2 separate regions of the Homo sapiens genome follow, and region 1 is linked to region 2. A link is a loop called in an ENCODE intact Hi-C map of the cell type or tissue named here. Cell type or tissue: HepG2. All regions are shown on one strand. Links, peaks and the distances in the headings refer to the core of each region. The heading gives the core; the rest is flanking DNA.

Region 1 (6,227 bases), core at 999-4,998, 450 kb after region 2:
TGCATCTGAAGGAATTAGGGGACAAAAATGTGGACTGATGAGGACAGCAGCTGTAAGGCAGAAAAATTAATAGTCTCATAGAAAACAATATGCAATGTAGTAACAAATCGTGGGGAAATTGACATTTTACTTAGTTTCTCAGAACTATTTTAAATATAGAGTGTTAAAATTATCATTGAGTTTATTGAACTTATTTAACTTCTGCCAGAATTTAAAAATAAGTAAATCAAATGGAATGCCAAACTGTAATTGGATTTCTATTATATGTATTCTGTATAACATTGAGTTGCTCTGGGAATATTAGAGCTGATGTAATTAACCTGAGCTTCTCTTAAATGCCTTCCGGAGAGAAGCTGCAGAGAGAGTGGAGAGAACATGTCGCTAAGATTGCTTAGGATATACATAGCTTCCAAGTTCTTCTCAAAGTAGAAATCTATTTAACCACGATTCCAAGCAGGATATATCTCTTCACACCACAGCAGGGTTGTGACAGCCCCTCCCCGCCTCAACTTGCCCACTTGCAGGAAGCAATAACTCCACAGGGATTTCTTAGGTTGGAAAAGCGAAAACAGAAACAGGGACCCAGACTGCAGCAGAACTTAGTTGTGATCACACTGTTCAAGGGTTATCACTAGTTTCTCAATGATAAAGCATCATTAATTGGTGTTAGAACCATGTACTTATAATTTATTGTTTACAATGTGCACATTAAGCCAAATCTGCTTTTCTTCATAAGTGGCTAGCCTGTCATTTCTAACAATTTTTTAAGTCATTTCTAGACATTTTAAAAATACCCTTTCAGATATTGTTAAATATGGATACTGAAATCAGCTACAATTTACCTGAATGATGATTTGCATGATTCTGCTGACTAGAATAGCTAAAACCAAAAGTCTTTTAGAGTTGTATTTTGGAGAAATTTATTTCCATTCACATATGCTACAAACAGCAACTAGACCATGCATCAAATTATTCTTATTGCCAGCACCCTGTTTTAGTCATCAGTGAATTTAACATATTTGTCAAAATAATGTATAGATGAATTAATTTCTTCACATATAATATGTACATATATATATGACAAAGGCAGAAGTAGATTCAGATTTAGAATTTTATGGTCATATAAAATGATTATGTATTTGTTACTACCACTTGAAGGCCTCTGGGCGAGGAATACTCTAAGAATCTCAAATAAATTTGTTTTCTAAGAATTAAACTGTCAATTGTAATTGGAAAAGCTAGCCTATACTAAAAGCACCAGTACTTTTAAACTGTTAGATACAGTTGTTTGTGAGTTTCTAATTAAGCAATCAGAATAGAGTCCCCAACACATGACTTAAAAAACAGAAACATGATATGGGGAAGTTTAAAATGCAGATTCCCAGGTTCCTTTCCAATTGGTTCTGATTCAGTGGGTCAGGATGAAGCCAGGAAGCTGAATTATTAACATATTTGGTAATTTGGATGCTAGTACCTAGAACTTCACTTTGAAAAACCCTGATCTAAGCTAATGTAAGTTATATTTAAGTTATAGAAAGTTAATTTGGGTAGGGATCATCATGGCAGGAGGCAGGCAGGACTAGATTGCCTCTTCGGACAGAGCAGTGTGTGGGGGCTCACATTGTGAATTTTAGCTTCAGATCGACTGCAAGAACAAACCAGCAATCCCAAGAGGACCCACAGACCCTCTAAAGGATGCAGACTGCTCCTGCAGGACCTGGGAGACCCCAAACAAAACTGAGTTCTCCAACTGTGGAAGTGGGAAAGGGAGACACTCCTCTCCCAAACACACACTCCCACTGGAGAAGCTGAAGGTCTATTTACCAGAAAAGTTTCCAACTTTACCTGGAGCTGAGTCAATTTGGAGACCTGAGCAAAATACAGGAGTAGAGGAAGCAGCAGAAAGCCCCTGATAGCTCGCTAAGTCCTCTAGCAGGCCATTCCTGCCTGGCACCACAGGGATCCAACTGGAGAGGGGCAGGGGGAAATAACTACACAGGGAGAAGCAAATCTCTAGCTGAACTTTGCAACAATTTGAACAGGATGAGAAGCCTCCTGGCCAGAACTCGGGGGAGGGAGCAAATCCACTGTGTAGACTCCACAGGTTAGGGAAGAACCAAGCCCTTTTCTTTTGTACCTGGGAGGCAGGTAGCCTAGGCAGGTTTTCAAACTCATGCTCCCTGCCTGGAAACGGACTGGGGGATGTTGGGGGGGTGCCACAGTGTGAGTGAGACTGGCCCTTTGGTTTGTGTGGGAGTTGCGTGAGGCCTGTGACTGCTGGCTCTCCCCCACTTCCCTGACAACCTGCATGACTCAGCAGAGGCAGCCATAATCCTCCTAGGTAGACAACTCCAGTGACCTGGGAATCTCACCCCCATACCCCACAGCAGCCCCAGCAAGACCTGCCCAAGAAGAGTCTGAGCTCAGACATGCCTAGCCCCACCCCCACCTGATGGTCCTCCCCTATCCACCCTGGTAGCGAAGACAAAGGACATATAATCTTGGGAGTTCTAGAGCCCTGCCCACCACCAGTTCCTCCCCATACTACCACAGCTGATGCTGTGTGGAAAGCACCACCTCCTGGCAGGAGGTCAACCAGCACAAAAATAGAGCATTAAACCACCAAAGCTAAAAATCCTCATGGAGTCCATTGCATCACCCCCCACCACCTCCACTGGAACAGGCACTTGTATCCACAGCTGAGAGACCCAAAGACGGTTCACATCACAGGACTCTGTGCAGACAACCCCCAGTACCAGCTCAGAACTGGGTAGATTCGCTGGGCGGCTAGACCCAGAGGAGAGACAACAATACTGCAGTTTGGCTCACAGGACGTTACATCCATAGGAAAAGGGGGATAGTGTTACATCAAGGGAACACCACATGGGACAAAGATTCTGAGCAACAACCTTCAGCCCTAGACCTTCCCTGTGACAGAGGCTACCCAAATGAGAAGGAACCAGAAAACCAAGCTTGGTAATATTACAAAATGAGGCTCTTCAACACTCCCAAAAAATCACACTAGTTCACCAGCAATGAATCCAAACCAAGAAGAAATTGCTGATTTACCTGAAAAAGAATTCAGGAGGTTAGTTATTAAGCTGCTCAGGGAGGGACCAGAGAAAGGTAAAGTCCAATGCAAGGAAATCCAAAAAATGATACAAGAAGTGAAGGGAGAAATATTCAAGGAAATAGATAGCTTAAAGAAAAAAAAAACAATAAAAATTTCAGGAAACTTTGGAAATACTTTTAGAAATGCGAAATGCTCTGGAAAGTCTCACAAACAGAATTGAACAAGTAGAAGAAAGAAATTCAGAGCTCAAAGACAAGGTCTTCAAATTAACCCAAACCAACAAAGACAAAGAAAAAAGAATAAGAAAATATAAACAAGATCTCCAAGAAGTCTGGGATTATGTTAAACAACCAAAGCTAAGAAAATTGCTGTTCCTGAGGAAGAGGAGAATTCTAAAAGCTTGGAAAACATATTTAGGGGAATAATCAAGGAAAACTTCCCCAGCCTCTCTAGAGACCTAAACATCCAAATACAAGAAGCACAAAGAACACCTAGGAAAATCATCACAAACAGATCTCCACCTAAGCACATCATCATCAGGTTATCTAAAGTTAGGATGAAGGAAAGAATCTTAAGAGCTGTGAGACAGAAGCACCAGGTAACCTATAAAGGAAAACCTATCCGCAGATTTCTCAGCAGAAACAATATGAGCTAGAAAGGATTGGGGCCCTGTCTTCAGCCTCCTTAAACAAAACAATTATTAACCAAGAATTTTGTATCCAGTGAAACTAAGCATCATATATGAAGGAAAGATACAATCTTTTTCAGACAAACAAGTGCTGAGAGAATTCACCTTTACCAAGCCACTACTACGAGAACTGCTAAAAGGAGGTCTAAATCTTGAAATAAATCCTGGAAACACATCAAAACAGAACCTCTTTAAAGCATAAATCACACAGGACCTATAAAACAAAAATACACATTAAAAAGCAAAAACAAAAAACAAAGAAAACAAAGTACACAGGCAACAAAGAGCATGATGAATGCAATAGTGCCTCACATTCCAATGCTTAACATTGAATGTAAATGGCTTAAATGCTCCAATTAAAAGATACAGAACCGCAGAATGGATGAGAACTCACCAACCAACCATCTGCTGCCTTCAGGAGACTTGCCTAACACTTAAGGACTCACATAAACTAAAAGGGTTGGAAACAGGCATTTCATGCAAATGGACACTGAAAGCCAGCAGGTATAGCTATGTTTATATCAGACAAAATAAACTTCAAAACAACAGCAGTTCAAAGAGACAAAGAGGGACCTTATATAATGGTAAAAGGTCTTGTCTAACAGAAAAATATCACAATCCTAAACCTGTATGCCCCTAACACTGGAGGTCCCAAATTCATAAAACAATTATTAATAAACCTAAGAAATGAAACAGACAGCAATACAATAATAGTGGGGGACTTCAATACTCCACTGACAGCACTAGACAGGTCATCAAGACAGAAAGTCAACAAAGAAACAATGGATTTAAACTATACCCTGGAACAAATGGACTTAACAGATATGTACAGAATATTTCATGCAACAACTGCAGACTACACATTCTATTCAACAATGCATGGAACTTTCTGCAAGAGAGACCATGTGATAGTCCATAAAATGAGCCTCAATAAATTTAAGAAAATTAAAATTATATCAAGCACTCTCTCAGACCACAGTGGGATAAAAACTGGAAATTGACTCCAAAAATCAGCTCCAAAAAGATCCTTCAAAACCATGCAAACACTTGGAAATTAAAAAACCTGCTCTTGAAGGAGCATTGGGTCAAAAACAAAATCAAGAGGGAAATTTAAAAATTCTTCAAAATGAACAATAATGACACAACCTATCAAAACCTTTGAGATACAGCAAATGTGGTGCTAAGAGGAAAGTTCATGGCCCTAAACGCCTACATCAAAATGACTGAAAGAGTAAAAATTGACACTCTACGGTCGCACCTCAAGGAGCTAGAGAAACAAGAACAAACAAAACCCAAACCCAGCAGAAGACAGGAAATAACTAACAGCAGGGCAGAAATAAATGAAATTGAAACAAAAAAATTACAAAAGATAAATGAAAGAAAAACCTGGTTCTTTGAAAAGATAAATAAAATTGATAGACCATTGGCAAGAGTAGCCAAGAAAAGAAGAGAGAAAATCCAAATAACGTCACTAAGAAACGAAATGGGAGATATTACAACTGACACTACTGAAATACAAAAGATTATTCAAGGCTATTAGGAACACCTTTATGCACATAAACTAGAAAACCTAGAGACAGATAAACTCCTGGAAAAATACAACCCTCTTAGCTTAAATCAGGAAGAATTAGATACACTGAAAAGACCAATAGCAAGCAACAAGATTGAAATGGTAATTTTAAAAATGCCAACAAGAAAATGTCCAGGACCAGATGGATTCACATCAGATTTCTACCAGACATTCAAAGAATTGGTACCAATCCTTCTGACACTATTCCATAGGATAGAGAAAGAAGGAACCCTCTCTATTTCATTCTATGAAGCCAGCATCACCCTAATATCAAAACCAGGATATGATATAACCAAAAAAGAAAACTACAGATAAATATATTTGATGAACATAGATGCCAAAATACCTAACAGAATACTAGCTAACCAAATCCAACAACATATCGAAAGATAATCTACCATGATCAAGTGTGTTTCATACCAGGGATGCAGGGGTGGTTTAACGTATACAAGTCAGTAAATGTGATATACCACATGAACAGAATTAGAAACAAAGATCACATGATCATTTCAATAGATGCAGTAAAAGCATTCAACAAAATCCAGAATTCCTTTATTATTGAAACTCTCAGCAAAATTGGCATACAAGAGACATACCTTAAAGTAATAAAAATCATCTGTGACAAACCCACAGCCAACATAATACTGAATGGGGAAAAGTTGAAAGCATTACCTCTGAGAACTGGAACAAGACAAGGATGCCCACTCTCACCACACCTCTTCAACATAGTACTGGAAAGTCCTAGCCAGAGCAATCACACAAGAGAAAGAAAGAAAGGACATCCAAATCGGTAAAGATGATGTCAAACTGTCACTGTTCACTGACGATATGATTGTTTACCTTGAAGACCCTAAGGACTCCTCCAGAAAGCTCCTAGAACTGATAAAAGAATTCAG
Region 2 (6,227 bases), core at 1,425-5,424:
GAAACAGACATTTTTCTAGTAAGTCATCATTCTTCTGTGCTGCTGAAGTAATCTTGTTGTGTTCATTGGTATAATTAATTTATCTTAATATCTGTTAGCTATTACAAAGACTATGTATGTAATTTTTTTCTTTTTTTCTTTTTTTTTTTTTTTTTGAGACGGAGTCTGGCTCTGTCACCGAGGCTGGAGTGCAGTGATGCGATCTTGGCTCACTGCAACCTCCGCCTCGTGGGTTCAAGCAATTCTCCTGCCTCAGCCTCCTGAGTAGCTGGTAATACAGGCGTGCGTCACCATGCCCAGCTAATTTTTTTGTATTTTTAGTAGAGACGGGGTTTCACCGTGTTAGCCAGTATGATCTCCATCTCTTGACCTCGTGATCCACCTGCCTTGGCCTCCCAAAGTACAAAGACTATATTTTTAAAATAATAACTACAATTTTAGGAAGAAAAATGTTGAAGGAAAATTTAGCTTATAAAACTACTTTTCAAAAATAATGTAAAAGAATTTATTCTAAAATCATTATTTCCAGCAATACTTCTAGGTCTCATATTATTTGCTATTATGTGCGTATATACATAGACAACTTTGTACTTACTTACATAATGCATGCTTTTATTCAATTTACCTTTTCTGATTCCAAAGAAATCTGAGGCAAATTGATGTCTACCACTGGGTTGCAGATTGTTTTCTCCCCACTTCACACTTCCAAAGAGAAAACACATTCCTTAACACATGTCTATATTCTTAATATCCATGTTAGAGAATGAAATATGAATTATAAGACACAAGAAGTGGTTTCAGCTGCCTACTTGAACAAAAATGGGTTTTAGTTTTTTCTAAATTTCAAAGGAATCACAAAGCATTCCATCACGTCACTGATTACAAAAACATTATTGCTATCTAGAGATTTCCTAGTAAACATTATTTTTAAGTACTCAAAAATAATAATGAATGTTTCAGTTTGTTTTCACACTGCTATAAAGAAATACCCAAGACTGGGTAATTTATTAAAGGGAAGAGTAATTGACCCAAAGCCTGAGGAAACTTACAATCATGGCGGAAGGTGAAGGGGAAGCAAGCTTGGACTTTCTCACATGGTGCAAGGAAGAAAAAGTGAGCAAAGGAGGAACTTGCCAAACAGAAAACTCTATGTCTTTCAAGAACTCACTCACTATCACGAGAACAGCATGGGAGAAACTGCCGCCATTATCCAGTCACTCCGACCAGGTCTCTTCCTAAACATCTGGGGATTACAATTCAAGATTTAGATGGAGACACAAAGCGTAACCCTTTCAATGAGTGTCAAGGAAAACTGAGCAAAAACTTGAAAACTTAAGGAACTGAAATTATTCTGATTCATATTTATATTGAGTTTTCTTTTGAGGTCATTCCTTTTTTTTTTCTTTTATTATTATACTTTTAATTTTAGGGTACATGTGCACAATGTGCAGGTTAGTTACATATGTATACATGTGCCATGCTGGTGTGCTGCACCCATTAACTCGTCATTTAGCATTAGGTATATCTCCTAATGCTATCCCTCCTCCCTCCCCCCACCCCACAACAGTCCCCATAGTGTGATGTTCCCCTTCCTGTGTTCATGTGTTCTCATTGTTCAGTTCCCACCTGTGAGTGAGAACATGTGGTGTTTGGTTTTTTGTCCTTGTGATAGTTTACTGAGAATGATGATTTCCAGCTTCACCCATGTCCCTACAAAGGACATGAACTCATCCTTTTTTATGTTTGCATAGTATTCCATGGTATATATGTGCCACATTTTCTTAATCCAGTCTATCATTTTTGGACATTTGGGTTGGTTCCAAGTCTTTGCTATTGTGAATAGTGCTGCAATAAACATATGTGTGCATGTGTCTTTATAGCAGCATGTTTTATAGTCCTTTGGGTATATGCCCAGTAACTGGATGGCTGGGTCAAATGGTATTTCTAGTTCTAGATGCCTGAGGAATTGCCACACTGACTTCCACAATGCTTGAAGTAGTTTACAGTCCCACCAACAGTGTAAAAGTGTTCCTATTTCTCCACGTCCTGTCCAGCACCTGTTGATTGCTGACTTTTTAATGATTGCCATTCTAACTGGTGTGAGATGGTATCTCATTGTGGTTTTGATTTACATTTCTCTGATGGCCAGTGATGGTGAGCATTTTTTCATGTGTTTTTTGGCTGCATAAATGTCTTCTTTTGAGAAGTGTCTGTTCATGTCCTTTGCCCACTTTTTGATGGGGTTGTTTCTTTTTTTCCTGTAAATTTGTTTGAGTTCATTGTAGATTCTGGATATTAGCCCTTTGTCAGATGAGTAGGTTGCAAAAATTTTCTCCCATTTTGTAGTTGTGTTCACACATTTGTCCGAATGGTAAGCAAAACATTTCCTCCTGTAGCTTAACATAGCCCTTATTTAAAAGTAAATAGCTGCAGGCGAATATAGGTTTGTAGATTTTGTTGTGATTTAAACACAAATAAGAGAGATTTCAATGTAGTCGTCCGGGGATAGGTGGGAGACTAAAATTGGGAAGGGATTCCCAATGAAGGGTTTAATACAAAACGAAATTAAATATTTTTTGCACAGGTTCCATACAAGTAAATCCGAAAAAAAGTGGAGGGGGAGGGGGTCGTCCACACCGCGAATTGTTATGGCGAGGAAGATAAATGTATTACTAAAGAAGACATGGACAGAAGGTGGATGGCGCTGCGGCCTGGCTCCCGCAGACGGACTGCCTTCTTCTTCCATTCGAGATCGCTCGTACCGAACCTCCTTGCCTTCTTCCTGGGTCTCTCGGGGGCTGGACCAATACATCTGCCGATGCCCTGGCCGAATGGCAGGCGACGTCGGGTCCTGGACCCCCACACGCAGCTCAGTACCCACGAGGCCCCAGGCTGCTGGAAGCCTGTAGCTCTGCCGGGGATGAAAGCCTGTCCGCAGTTTCTGCTGGAGTGGTCAGCCTCTGCCGGAAGGGGGCGCCCTTGTCTTTTTAATGGTCCTAGCACACTAGTGGAATAAATCTCTCAGATTCCACATCTTTTGTTTGCTCTGAATTTATTGCGAGTGAAAAACAGAGAAAACCCTCAAGTTTCAGTTTCTGATAGCAGAGTGTGGGAGTTAGAGCATGGGGACTCCAGAGGTCCCAGACCCCCAAAGGTCTCTACCAGGGCCATCTCCGTTAGTGGCCATGGCAGCCCCTCTTGTGGCCTTTTTCCTGCATCACCAAGTCAATCCTAAGCCAAAAGAACAAAGCTGGAGGCATCACGCTACCTGACTTCAAACTATACTACAAGGCTACAGTAACCAAAACAGCATGGTACTGGTACCAAAACAGAGATATAGATGAATGGAACAGAACAGAGCCCTCAGAAATAACGCCGCATATCTACAACTATCTGATCTTTGACAAACCTGAGAAAAACAAGCAATGGGGAAAGGATTCCCTATTTAATTAGTGGTGCTGGGAAAACTGGCTAGCCATATGTAGAAAGCTGAAACTGGATCCCTTCCTTACACCTTATACAAAAATTAATTCAAGATGGATTAAAGACTTAAACGTTAGACCTAAAACCATAAAAACCCTAGAGGAAAACCTAGACATTACCATTCAGGACATAAGCATGGGCAAGGATTTCATGTCTAAAACACCAAAAGCAATGGCAGCAAAAGCCAAAATTGACAAATGGGATCTAATTAAACTAAAGAGCTTCTGCACAGCAAAAGAAACTACCATCAGAGTTATTTTTATTGAGTTTTGGCTTTTTCCCCTTCACATTTATTTAATAGACACTTGGTCATAAAGCATTTGTAAATACAAATTGGGATATTAAAATGTTGTCTTTGTGACACACATTTTATTTTATTTTATTTTATTTTTTTAGAGACAGGGTCTCACTATATTGCACAGGCTGTTCTCAAACTCCTGGTTTAAGTAATTCTCCCACCTCAGCCTCCCAAGTAGCTAGGATTATAGGCTGTTACCACCATGCCTGGCTCCTGTGACACACTTTAAATCATTGTAGTATCCACTTAAACACAAAGAAAATGTGGATTTTTCTTCCCTGAGGTAAACAGGTGGTGCCAGAAACACTGAGAGTACTTTGGAAATGAATTATTGTTAAAAGTATCAAATTTTATATTGTAAAATAACCATATTTACACAACTTTGAATTTAAATGATCGCAGTTTTAATGCTTTCTATTTTCTTCTTGTGTTAATTAAAATCTTTGTAAACTTTATGGTAAAAGGAAGTCTTTGTAACAGATACTTTCATATTAAGGTTAGGAGTGTTATAGGTTAAGGAAGACTGAATTTTACAGAATAAAAAGACAATCTTTAAAATAACATTTCTTCTTAGGGACTGACCAGAAGAAGACTGCAGCAGAATCTGAGTAATAATATAATGTAAATAATATTAATTTGGATTTACCCCCAAGGGAAGATTCAATCCTAGATGGCAATACTAGAAACAAATTTGAGACCCAGTGGTAGAGTAGGGGCTACTGGGAAGTAGAAAAATAAAAGCAAATAGATAATATGATTTTCATCCAACAAATATCCCAAACAAAATGTCAAAATATGCAGAGCTAGTAGCACAATAAGAAATGACCCTCCTCCAACCAAGATACAGTTAAGGGAACTGCAGCAAAAGAGTTGGTGATAAGTATTAAATAATGTTGAATTGAGAACCTAAGACTAAAACACATGTGGATATACACGTGGGAGAATATGTTATTTGTTATAGAGGCTAACAAAATAGAAATATTGCAACTAAAAACATCGGAAAAGAAGAAAGAGACAAAAGTGAAAAAAGCATTAGATATTTTATTGTCTTTGGGATAAAAGATGATGGAAATTAAAGTACGTACTTTAAAGTTGAGAAAACATATAGAGGTCTAAGTAAAGAAGAGAGGTAAAGAAAAAAGCATTCTATAAGGACACTAGAATAAAAATAGCTACTAAAATAAAAATAGTAACGTTCATAATTACCAGAAGAAATTAAAACAAAACTAAATGCATTTACAGCAAAATTAAAACAAACATTAAGCAAAAACAAACTACAAAAAAAAAGTGAAAGAGCCACAATAAATATCACATGATAAAACAAAAGATAACAAAACTTGAGGACAAGCAGATGCATTATATAATACATATAATTGGCCTAACAAACCTACTAAAGAAAAGCCTTCAAATTGGGTCAAATCCAAATTCAGTTGTATGCTTTATACAATTATGTATTTAAAAAGTGATTTCAAAGGCTGAAAATGAAGAAATGAGCCAAGGTCACCTGAAAATGAGACAAAATGTAACCAGGGCTTGTGATCTTGGTATCTGTCAGAATGAATTCAACATAAAGAACGTTACATAAGGTGAAGAATTCTTTATAATGCACAAAGGGCTACATTTCACAATGAAAAATTAAGATTTATAAATATATTCACACAGTGGCCATCTTGATAACATTGAAACCAATGGAGATGCTAGGAAAAACAGAAACAAATAAGATAGGACTTTGAAATAACTGTCAATCTTAGAAGATACAACGGGTATATAAAAGTAATTGAGCACTCAAAAGACCTAAGTAACATAGTAAGGCAGATTTTTTATGAAGACACATGCATACATTGCTCCGCAACAGAAAGATAATAGGTACACTGCATTCAAGTTCTCACGAAATATTGTAAAAATATATTCTATTTAATTTCCTATGTGCCTCCCACGAAATAAAGAGAACTTCAATAAGGTCTGTAATATGGAAATTATACAAAAACCGTCTAATTGTAATGTAATAAAACTAGAAATTAATAACAAGATAAAAAAGATACTTACATCTGTTAGTTAAAAAACAGTTTTCCATTAAACATTTTTGGTTCAAAGGAGAAGTACAAACTTAGCTTACAAAATTTCTAGAACATAATTATCATGCCCTTCTTATATATCAAAATCTATGCAGTATCTAGAGCAATGATCATAGAAAAATCAGTAAGTTTATGTAATTATATTAATAAAGATGAAAAAGACCCAAAATAGACATATTAAACATACAATTCAAAAAGTTAGAAAAAGGACAAAGCGTCCTCCATGTCCCTACAAAGGACATGAACTCATCCTTTTTATGGCTGCATAGTACTCCATGTGTGTATGTGCCACATTTTCTTAATCCAGTCTGTCATTGATGGACATTTGGGTTGGTTCCAAGTCTTTGCTATTGTGAACAGTGCTGCAATAA

Evidence for each region. A loop is a pair of places that touch in the nucleus more often than their neighbours do. Peaks named below come from ENCODE experiments on the same cell type or tissue, not always from the same donor. Only the 100,000 strongest peaks of a DNase experiment are listed, where the experiment ranks them.
Region 1: it touches region 2 in a loop (30-fold over the local background); 1 of 110 quality-filtered maps calls a loop at or near these places.

Annotation. Positions count from the first base shown.
Region 1 is chr6:92,190,251-92,196,477 of GRCh38, reverse strand. No RefSeq gene overlaps it. Among named protein-coding and RNA genes, the nearest start is that of CASC6, 500 kb to the right of the region's middle. In HepG2, for the core only: no CTCF peak of the experiment used is centred there; no DNase peak of the experiment used is centred there.
Region 2 is chr6:92,641,262-92,647,488 of GRCh38, reverse strand. LOC124901495 (putative protein PRAC2) reads left to right here and starts at 2,315. Exons shown (of 1, transcript XM_047419663.1): 1 at 2,315-3,231. The coding sequence starts at 2,684. The coding sequence ends at 3,016. All of the region lies in intron 1 of LINC02531 (long intergenic non-protein coding RNA 2531), which reads left to right. In HepG2, for the core only: a CTCF peak has its summit at 2,978 (motif pointing right); a DNase peak (open chromatin) is centred at 2,978.